2 separate regions of the Homo sapiens genome follow, and region 1 is linked to region 2. The links are chromatin contacts, found by Hi-C in ENCODE. All regions are on one chromosome and are shown on one strand. Each heading gives the region's core, a stretch centred on a gene start or an enhancer-like site at or near the end of the contact. The rest is flanking DNA. Distances are from core to core; before and after follow the strand shown.

What was found. Hi-C counts contacts between places; a loop is a spot of excess contacts on that map. Pooled maps may share reads with other maps.
Region 1: a loop to region 2 is called in a map of GM13976, with 2.6 times the contacts of the local background. The contact joins the enhancer-like site here to the promoter of OR5K4 in region 2. A Hi-C loop is called at or near these places in 6 of 168 maps with a recorded cell type or tissue (GM12878, GM13976, PC-9 and 3 more), 33 of 37 single-sample maps with no recorded cell type and 16 of 50 pooled maps.

The regions. Positions count from the first base shown.
Region 1 is chr3:98,511,098-98,516,844 of GRCh38, forward strand. It overlaps CLDND1 (claudin domain containing 1), which reads right to left. Exons shown (of 5, transcript NM_001040181.2): 5 at 4,386-5,747. The coding sequence ends at 5,562. Among named protein-coding and RNA genes, the nearest start is that of CLDND1-AS1, 8.6 kb to the right of the region's middle. Within about 2 kb of position 2,179, at least 5 of the 41 ENCODE cell types and tissues checked have a DNase peak (open chromatin) inside an H3K27ac peak, as active enhancers do; they include PC-9, where a contact is called at or near this core.
Region 2 is chr3:98,351,559-98,357,101 of GRCh38, forward strand. OR5K4 (olfactory receptor family 5 subfamily K member 4) reads left to right here and starts at 2,296. Exons shown (of 1, transcript NM_001005517.1): 1 at 2,296-3,261. The coding sequence starts at 2,296. The coding sequence ends at 3,261.

The DNA.
Region 1 (5,747 bases), core at 929-3,428, 160 kb after region 2:
GCCTTGTGGTAAACCCCAACAGCTCAGAGTCCCGCATGCCCTAGAGCTGGACCACACAGGGCAAGCAAAGGCTGCCTCCTTCCCGTGCACTGCATTAATGTCCAAATAATAGTACCAAACACTTTTTGAGCTCTTATGTTTTCAAAGGTGTTCTAAAAACTTGCACGTATACCTTCTTATTTAACCATCACAAAAACCTATTGAGGCAGATAATATCCCATTTTATAGATAATGCTATTATATGTTCATCCTCAGAATTTCTAGCTTGGGTAGAAGTTAACATCAATCACTCATGCATGCCTCCTTCCTTCCTAGTTCTAACCAAGAGTATGAACACAATGAACTGATAAGCAGACAGGGATAAGAATATTCACTTTCTTTATAGAGGCCTAATGACCTCAAATTACAGGGTCCCTGAAAGTACCGGATTAGAGAAAATAATTTGGAATTGAAGCCAAAACAAACAAGGCTTCCTATTACATCCTGCCAAATCTGAACCTGAGAACCAGGGGTGCACTGGATCTGCAGAGCAGACTCTTCATACGCATCTCCAACTATCAGAGGTGGGATGGATTGGGACCTGTCACAAAGAGCCAGTCAACAGAAGAGTGTGGAAAGCACAGTAGAGAAATGGCTTTTAGAAGGCAGACACCAAGCCAGGTCTGTTTACTCCACAGCCCACTCTTTCATAATCTGCCTAGGAGAGAGAGAATCCTATTTCTTGCGTTTAAACATAGCTTTCAAATATAACTGCCCATTGGAATCACTTGGAAAGGTTTTAAAAATTTCAATGACCCGACCATAGCCCAGGCCAACTAAATCAGATTCTCTGGAATGAAAACATTTAAGTTCTCCAGGAAATTCCAATGTGCAGCCTAGGCTAAGAGCCACCACTTTATAGGCTTGGCAACCCCTCACAATGCAGCCAGTCATAACTAGCAGTTTTTGAGCGACTACTTTATGCTAAGCAATTTACATAATCCTCATCACAACTCTAAGAGACATATGATAATCAAAGCATTTCACAGATGGGAAAAGCGGTGTTTGGAAAAAGGCTAAGAGACAAAAGATAGACCTGGGATTACAAAGCTCGCATTCTGTCTCCCAAGCTAAATACTTAACCACCATATACCATGCTGCTCCTTGTGGATGCCCTGATTCCAGCAATCTCTCCAACCAGATAATACATTCTTCTTTTATATAGAGAAGCAAATAAGGCTGGGAGATACTACAAGAGTTGACTCCAGTATTCCCTTCTAAAAGAGAGCATAAACTCCTTCCATGGAAGTTAAGCAGGAAGAATAAAGGTTTCCAACAACTAACATTTGTAGAGACTTGGAAAATGTGTGGCAGGGTGTTAAAAGATCAATAATTAGAGATGCTTAGAATTATAAAGCAGTTGAAGTCAAACAGCATACTTTTTTATAGAATCAACTTAGTAGTTCTGAACAGCCATCCTTGATATCTTAAGATTAAGAAAACTGGACAGCACAGTCTATGAAGATAGGGCTAAGGATTGCGAAGGGAGGTGTCATAGGAAATTATGGGAGCAAGAGAACCAAAGATGTTTGTGAACATACAATGACAATACAAGCTAAGGGGGGAAAGAAACGAACAAAATGCGGAAGACTGGGAGGGGCTGAAAGGCTGCAGGGCAGGTGAGGTAAAGCTCACATACTGAGACACTAACACTGGACCAGTAAAGATGACACATTACTTAGTAACTCAGATATTTTAAAAGGTGTACGGCAGAAAGAAAATTCTCATTTCACATTTCTAAACCTTTGCAAATATACAAAGTAATATAAATTGGATCTTGCTTTTATAGAAGTTTGCTGAAAGTATGTAAATGTTTATATGTCAAATAATGTATATTTGTATACACGTAATGCTAGTAATAGAAATTCTGGCACTGAAGAGAATGTAATCACTCTATGGTAACTTCTTCTATAGGGCAAATAATTGTTACTCTTTTTACAATTGAGCATTTTCACATCATGAATTTGCAGGATGATGGCATGTAATTTGGCCCCAGGGAAAAATGTATCTTATTACGATGGAGTATAAGAACACCTGATGAGCAGTAGAAAAATAATTTAGATCCGTTTCCTTGTTTATTCCTCACTTTTCAAGGTATGAATCACTGTTCCCTTTGAGAAGAGTGCTGAAAGGAGGACAAAAGCCTCCACCCATCTGTGCCAGGACACAGCTGCATCAAGCTTGTGAAATAACAATTTGCATCTTCAGAGCTGCACCCATTAACTGCTCTTTTAGCTGCTAGAGAATTTCAGAAAGTTTTGCAATCAGGCCGTGTGCAGTGGCTCACGCCTGTCATCCCAGCACTTTGGGAGGCCAAGGTGGGTGAGTCACTTGAGGTCAGGAGTTTGAGACCAGCCTAGCCAACATGGTGAAACCCCATCTCTACTAAAAATACAAAAGTTGCTGGGCATGGTGGCACACACCTGTAATCCCAGCTACTCCGTAGGCTGAGGCAGGAGAATCCCTTGAACCCAGGAGGCGGAGGTTGCAGTGAGCCAAGATTGGGCCACTGCACTCCAACCTGGGTGACGGAGTGAGACTCCATTTCACAAAAAAGAAAGTTTTTCAATCAGCAAAATTAGGTTAACAGGTTTTCATTTTTGGTGAAAGTTTATATGAAGGCTAAGTATTAAAATGGCCCGATCTATATATGTTATAGTCAATTGAACATGACAGGGTCTATAGGTTTTAACTGTGCTAGTCTGCAATTTGGTGATGTTTCTGGAATGGAAAAACAAACTAAATTGATATGGTTTGTGGTCATCTCATTCTTCTCAAATCATATGACTAAATGAGTTCACCTAGGAGTGATTGTCAACCCTATCCTCTCCCTTAACGCACGTGTGCATGTGCACACACACAACTACAGCAGGTAAAATTTTAACACATTCCCATTAGATTATAAATTTGAAATCCTAGTGTAATATGATGCAGACAGAAGGCACACTGTTATCTGAATAAATTCTAGAATTCCTTTTTTGTTGTTGTTGTTGTTGTGCCAAATTGTGTTTTATGGCTATACTTAATAAATTTTGAAATGAGTCTTTTGCTAAAAATCATAGAGGATATTTACCCACATCATTTAGTTAGGAGCTATAAAATCAAAGTCTTAAAACACATTTGTTAAACTGCCACAAAATTCATTCTGAGGCCGGGTATGGTGGCCCATGCCTGTAATCCCAGCACTTTGAGAGGCCGAGGCGGGCGGATCGCCTGAGGTCGAGAGTTCAAGGCCAGCCTGGCCGACATGGGGAAACCCCATCTCTACTAAAAATACAAAATTAGCTGGGCATGGTGGTGCATGACTGTAATCCCAGCTACTCGGGAGGCTGAGGTAGGAGAATCGCTTGAACCCAGGAGGCAAAGGTTGTGATGAGCCAAGATCGCACCATTGCACTCAGCCTGGGCAACAAGAGTGAAACTCCACCCCAAAAGAAAAAAAAATTCATTCTGAAAAATCTGAAAATTAATTTTTTACTTTGGGGGTTGCTTTCAAAGATTAAATAGGGTTCGCCTTGCCACTGATTTTATCTATTAGGTTGATCAAAAATGGCTGAATATCTGCAGTTTCATATGGTTCAACCTGATTAGAATCAGTTTCACATTTAAATGAACAATACAGCCCTATATATTCCAAAGAAAAAAAGTCTTTGCAGGAAAGATAACCTCAGCTACCCTGCAACATGCTAAAAATACCAACTACAATGCAGCACCAGGGGTTATGGTGCTAGTAGCTTCCCATGTAACTCTGGGGTATTAAGAGGCAGGGACATTGTTTAAAATAACTGACCAATACAAAAATGTCATGCTGCCAAAAATTTTCTTATCCCATTCCCAAAGGTGTTTTGTTTGTTCATTTAGCTTTTCTCTTTTCCACCTTCCACAGAAGGCGCTGAAGGGTAATGAATCTTCAAGAATTAAGATTAGATAGAAACCTGAGTAACCAGTCATTTCACAGGCAATAATTGGCTACAGAGTAATGCTGACTTTGTTCTAAGTCAGAAGCTGACTTGGTTATTTACTATAGAACACAAACATCCACAGCCACTAAATGACTTTACTGAAAACTAGCCACATTAAGTATGACATGTAGAGATAACAAAACTACTTTTGAGAACATGGTTTAAAATTCTGAAAAATAAAAGATAAAGATTTTCTTATTTCTAATAGGGGGAAGGGGTTCCTACATTTCCCAGAAGATCAAACAAGAGACCCAAACACAGGATGTAACGACAGCCCTGTACAGCAAGATGCACTTTGCACAGACAACCACAGAGATTGCCTCCACTTCTTTATCCTAAAGTGTTGAGATTTAAATCAATTCAGACACTCTATATACAATTGAGTCTCTTTTCATTTTTAATTTTATTTTTTAAAAAAGACATTGAGGTTATGGTAAGAAATTATGAAGTTACATTTTTTTAATCTGTCAATTGCTACAGTAGTGGAATAAATAAATAAGTTTTTTAAAGTTCAATGTTTATAGACATACTTATAAAAAAATGACTGAATTAGAAGACATTAAATAATGTTGATACACACCAGGAAGGGATTTAGGCAAGGAAAGGCACATCATATTACCACAAGAAATAAAGACCATAGTTGGAGGTTAATGGACAGCCAGAACTTTAGATCTTGTGGTAGGTTTCCCAGCTCTGGAGGGTCATTATGGTGAAACGTTCTTTATAGTACTGGGCTGGAATAAATAAATAGCAGTTGAGGAATTTTACCTTGTAACTGTAATATAATGTAAAAAGAAAGCACACTTTTAATAACCCTGGTATGTGAAGAGGAAAGAAAAAAAATCCAAAACAATTTGGTGGTACTGAAAATCTTACGGAGAGTTAAAAATAATACTAATCCTCGCCCGGCTGAACTGGAATTCTTGCAGTTACAAAGTTAAAATTTCAAGTAAACACTGTATTTTTCACTTTTTGTAGACAGACACAGTGCAGATACAAACAGCTGCCATATCTCACCTCAGATGAAGCTATGTGTCAATGCTTAGGGAAAATGATCTTAGATAATTTCCCAATTTTATAGAGCTTAAATCTTTGAAAACAGCACTAATACTGCTGGTTGACTGGCTATCTACAACAGCAAAGTGAACATAAAGTTTTGACGATGAGAGGTTTCCCAAAGAAACTAATATAGAGTTTTTAGTTGAACAGATACAGTTACTTTAGTTTTACTGAAAAGTCTAACAGACATTAGCACAACTTGTTTTCGGTCACATTCCTACTCCCAATTTTCTTTCATAAATTTGTGTCAAGTCTCTATCCATTTCTTTCTGTCTAGACCTAGATTAGTTTATTTGAAAGATGGCATCGCTTAAAGTAAACCACATAAATTTTAGTGGTATTAAGTGTGTATTTAGTGGTGAATGTGTATAAATAAAATAGATTTTCATAATAAAATGGTATATCCACAAATAAAAATTAAAAACAATTGAGAGGTGGGGAAAATATCAGTATTATTTTAAAAAAATAAAAATGGCAATTGTAAAGCAGGCAGTTTCTTGCTCATGCCACACGATATGCCTTCATTAAGGTGTACTCTTTCCGGTTGGTGTGAGCAGCCCAGATGAAGAGAGCAGAAGCCATGAACTGTAAGGGAGCAGAGACACAAGCCAGGCAGAAGGACCATCCAAATTCACCGGATACATTGTCAGGGAGCTCTAGTTTCTGGTGGAGTAGTTCAATTCCAGC
Region 2 (5,543 bases), core at 1,046-3,545:
CCCTTTAGAATAGAAAACTTTAACTTTGCCTGAGACTTGCATAACTATTGTCACTAACCTATTGGTAGGGAGTGTCCTAGATTTTTATAATTTATTCCCTAATGATTTAAAAACCAATGTTTTTATTCTTAATTTCCCTACAAAGAAAAAACATCAGGAGACCAGTCAGCTACTATAAAATGTTTCTCAGTGAACTCAAAATATGAGGACTTAATTTTATTTACTAATTTATTTATATTATAGTATCAAAATGCAGAATATAAATTTTCTAATATACTTCAGTATTTTTATTGTTTTTAAATTTTAGCCACTTAATAATTCTCTTTGTCTCTAAAGTGAAGCCATTATAGAAAGCCATAAGGAGACATAGTAAGTGGATAAGTCTGACCTATTCTTTGTTCAAAAGTACCATAATTTTATCAGCAAATACACAGATAAGGCTGATGATGTCCTTGTACAGTAATTCTGCGATCTATAGGCAAATTAATTTTTGATTAAGTTCAAAAATTATATTTTACATTGGTGAAGAGAAAATGAGATTTTACTCATTATATTCTGAAATATGATCTATATAAAATAATTATTGATAATAAAATCCATTTTTCCACAGTCCACCTGATAAATATTTTCAGTTGATTTTCCATTAGATGTTACTAAAATAATGATAAAGAGCAGCATTTTATACTTTTACAAAGTTTTTTTAAAAATATAATTCTGAAAGATTTTTTAAAAGAGGTATAGACCTAAAATATAAAGGACATTTTATTGTATTCATTTGATTACAAGCCTCTAGTGATAAAACTCCAGAAAACCTCATCATATTATGTGAGTCAATAGAAAAACAAAAGTAAGAAACAGAGAAAACCTAACCAAAATGTTTTCAAAGTAATTCACTGGCCGGGCGAGGTGACTCATGCCTGTAATCCCAGCATTTTGGGAGGCCGAGGCGGGCGGATCGCCTGAGGTCAGGAGTTCGAGACCAGCCTGACCAACATGGTGAAACCCCGTCTCTACTAAAAATACAAAATTAGCCAGGCATGGTGGCTCATGCCTGTAATCCCAGCTACTCGGGAGGCTGAGGCAGGAGAAGTGCTTGAAACTCTGTCTCAAAAAAAAAAAAAATGTGCTTTGAATTAACTATCGTAGGCTCTTCTCCAAAATTGTCTGTTTGGAGTATGCTAAGGCTAAAGACTTTTAGAAACTTCTAAAAGAAAAGAAAGTTAATTTTATTATTCTTTAAAACTCAAATTGTTTCTGTACCTGAAATATTTTAATGTACAGTTGCCAAACTATAAGAACTATATAATAAATTTAGTTGATCATTAAACTCAAATAAATATATAGCCAGTAAAGAGTAGATAATGAGTTTGTAAATTTAAATAAATTTAAAACTCAAGTAAATAAATGGAGAACCTCCATAGAACTCACTGAAAATGAAGACATTACTTTCTATGAGAGATGTTTGAGTGAATACAAAATAGATATTTACCATGAAGAATATTCACATTATGAGTGGAGATTTTGCCACCAAATCTTACAATGTTGGACATGCATGTAAAACTCTTAAAACTAGAGACAGAAAGTATTAGGATAAGTGAGCAATTAAGAGTAATAACTCCTTGGGAAATTTGTCATACCAAGATTGGAATAGTATCTAGAATATGTTGAAATGAACATAAAAATGATATCCAATACAATGATTAAGAACACTCATAGATGTTTCATATTCTTATCCTCTCTAAAAGGATGAGTAGATATCTCATAAAATATGCAATTGGTGACCTTATCTGGAAAGGGTTACTAAGCTAGCAAAAGCATTCTTCAAATCACTGTGTTTCTGTGCAGTTTTTAAAATGTAGACATTTAAAATGCCTTAAGAGTAATTCATTTTAAGCGTCACATTGATCCAATAGGATACGATTTAAAACTTGTTTACTTTTTCCTGGAGGAAAAGATACCATAAGAAAATGTCTTAATTTTGGAAATGGAAAATTATATGTACTGACCACAGATTTTACATCGGCATAGGATAATTCATGCAGATAAAGCTTTCCTGCCCTAGGAATTCACACAGATATTTTCAGACAAGCCCTGGGTACACAATCCATGATACATTTTTTCTCACTTGATTTGACCCACAGTGAGTGTGCTAGTGTTTAGGAGATGGCACAGGATAATTTGAAGAAGACTTTCTTCCCTTTTGTATACAGGGAAATTAGAGGGTGAGAATTAGAAACATTCTGCTTTGGAATCTTACATTTCTTTACAATTTATGTCTCAGAAGAGAAGCCAGGAATGGCTAGGGAAAATCACTCCTTAGCAGCTGAATTCATCCTCATAGGATTTACAAATTATCCAGAGCTGAAGACGCTTCTGTTTGTGGTGTTCTCTGCCATCTATCTGGTCACCATGGTGGGGAATCTTGGTCTGGTGGCATTAATTTATGTAGAGCGTCGTCTTCTCACACCAATGTACATCTTTCTGGGCAACCTGGCTCTGATGGATTCCTGCTGTTCCTGTGCTGTTACCCCCAAGATGTTAGAGAATTTCTTTTCTGAGGATAGAATTATTTCCCTGTATGAATGTATGGCACAATTTTATTTTCTCTGTCTTGCTGAAACCACAGACTGCTTTCTTCTGGCGACAATGGCCTATGACCGCTATGTGGCCATATGCCACCCACTGCAGTACCACACCATGATGTCCAAGACGCTCTGCATTCGGATGACCACAGGGGCCTTCAAAGCTGGAAACCTGCATTCCATGATTCATGTAGGGCTTTTATTAAGGTTAACTTTCTGCAGGTCTAATAAAATTCACCACTTTTTCTGTGATATTCTTCCACTGTATAGACTCTCCTGTACAGATCCTTCTATTAATGAACTAATGATATATATCTTTTCAATACCAATTCAAATCTTTACCATTGCTACTGTCTTGATCTCTTATCTCTGCATCCTTTTGACTGTTTTCAAAATGAAATCCAAGGAGGGAAGAGGTAAAGCATTTTCTACCTGTGCATCCCACTTTCTCTCTGTCTCAATATTTTACATTTGTCTTCTCATGTATATTGGACCATCTGAAGAAGGAGATAAAGATACACCAGTGGCAATATTTTATGCAATAGTAATCCCATTACTAAACCCTTTTATTTATAGTCTGAGAAATAAGGAGGTCATAAATGTTCTTAAAAAAATTATGAGGAATTATAACATTCTTAAACAAACTTGCTCTATAGCAAATTTATTTTTAATTTATTAAAATGCTTTCATAAAGAGGGAACATAGAAAAATTAATATGTGATTTTACACAAAATGTAAGCTTATAAATCATTAGGCTATGTTTGTTTAAAAAATATATCAATGGAATTTCAAAATTGTTTCACAAATCTTTATCCAAATCCCACAACCAGAATGAATCGGGGAAACTCACTGGTAACTGTTATTACTACCTTTCATGACTCTCATGGAATTGTCAGAGAGTATTATCCTAAACCTCAATTAATCAACATAGCATGAAAGTTAAATGTTTAAATGTGTAGAAGAGTCTTCTTTGATTAATGTTTCCTAGTTAATGGAAGACATTATATCCAATCCTATGTAGCGTGTTTGAAACATTTAAAATTTCCTGGCAGAAAAGTGAAATGATAGTTTTCTTTCAGAAAACTGACCTGAGAGACACATGTGGATTACTTTAGAGTGGAAAAGACTAGAAGCAAACTAATTGCAGTAATTTATATTTAAGGTAATGAAGTTTTATTTAGATAAGATTGCAAGAATGAAAAAAAATGAAAAGGAACACACACACACATACACAGACATATACAGACACAGACACACACATACACACATGCAAAGAGGCTCACCTACAAAATATTCTATTTTGCAGAATAATTAATTGTGACTTATAACAAATTGGACAGAGTAGATTAAGGTCTACTTTAGCCAGAAGCATAATTAAGTTCCTTTTCATTCTTGAAGGCATCAACCATGTTATTGGCTATGTATTATATATAACTACAGTTTACATATTAACACTCATTAAACATTTTAAAACATATTAATAATGACATTGTTTTATTTTTGAGTAATGGTAAGCTGTACCAATATTTTATGTGTTTATTGACCATTTTTACTTTTATGAATTGTCATTTTTGTTTTGTCTGTTTTATTTCTTATTTATATCATTGTTTACAGAGAAAAGACATCACAACTATTTGTGGCAAATAATTCTTCTGTGGGTTGATAGTCTTAGTATTTGTTTCTGATATTTATAAATATTTTAATTTAATATACTCATATTTACTTATTTTTTCTATGATCTCTTTCATGCATTTCATCCAGAATTTCTTTTTTAATCCAGTCTACTATTAACCAATATTTCTTTTTCTCCTTTTCTTATTTCTCTTCTTCTCCTTCTCCCTATTTTCCTCCTCCTTCCTTTTTTGATATTTTAAATTTTTGCAACTTGACTCTTGATTCTTCCTGGAATTTATTTAGTATATGGCATATTAAAGATATAACTTTATTTGGCTGTTTCTCTAAAAAATATTTATAAACTAATTTAATTCAAATAAACACTCAGGAGAACTTCTTTGGGAACCTGGCAAAATGAATTTAAAATTTTTTCATATTCTAGATTTTTCTAGAAAATAAAAAAAATACCTTATGTGTTATATATTAAAATATATGATAAAATTCCAATAATGATAACAGTTTGGTTTTAAATCAAGAATCAATAAACAAACCAACAGAACAAATCAGATTGTTCAAAAGTAAACTCTCATATAAAATAAGAAGGGCATCACAAATAACAAGGAAATAAAGGATTGTTCAGTAGCCGTGGGACAACTGGGTAACTATCTCTTCCATTCATGTTAAAATGTATATCTTCCTGTCATTTAGATATATATTTGTAGACAAAATTTGTATTTCCTTCATTTTTCATAGTTTGATTTTTAATATACAGCAACCAACTGGAATTTATTTTATAATGTTATAAAGTGAGAATTAAAATTTGATTTATGGCTAACCAGTAGTCCCAGAAGCATTTATTGACAAACTCTTCTCTAACTGATTTCTTATGTCTCCTTTTTGTACATTTATGCTCATACATTCACATGTACATGCATACACAGAGAGGTCTATTTCTAGCCCGTTTGTACAACAAAAACAAGACGGTTCTAGTTCGTACACTTCTGTCTCAGGAGGGAAGATGGACATTTTAAAAGGCAATCAAACTAAAAAGCTATAAGTTATAATTGAGGAAGACTCTTATGCTTCTACCTAAAGTCTATTGTTAGGGTTCTATAACATTTATATATAAAATATCTATTCACTCTATTCTTTCTTTCTATGTGACCTCATCTATTTTTTTTTTTTTGGCCTTTAATTTCATCAATATGAAGATGGCTCAGAATGTATATTTCCACCTCTGATATCCTCCCTGCTCTCCAGTCTCACATGTGCAACTGCCTACTTCACATAATTACTTAAATGTTGCAAAGACATCTCAAATTCAACATGATCAAAGCACAAGTCTTG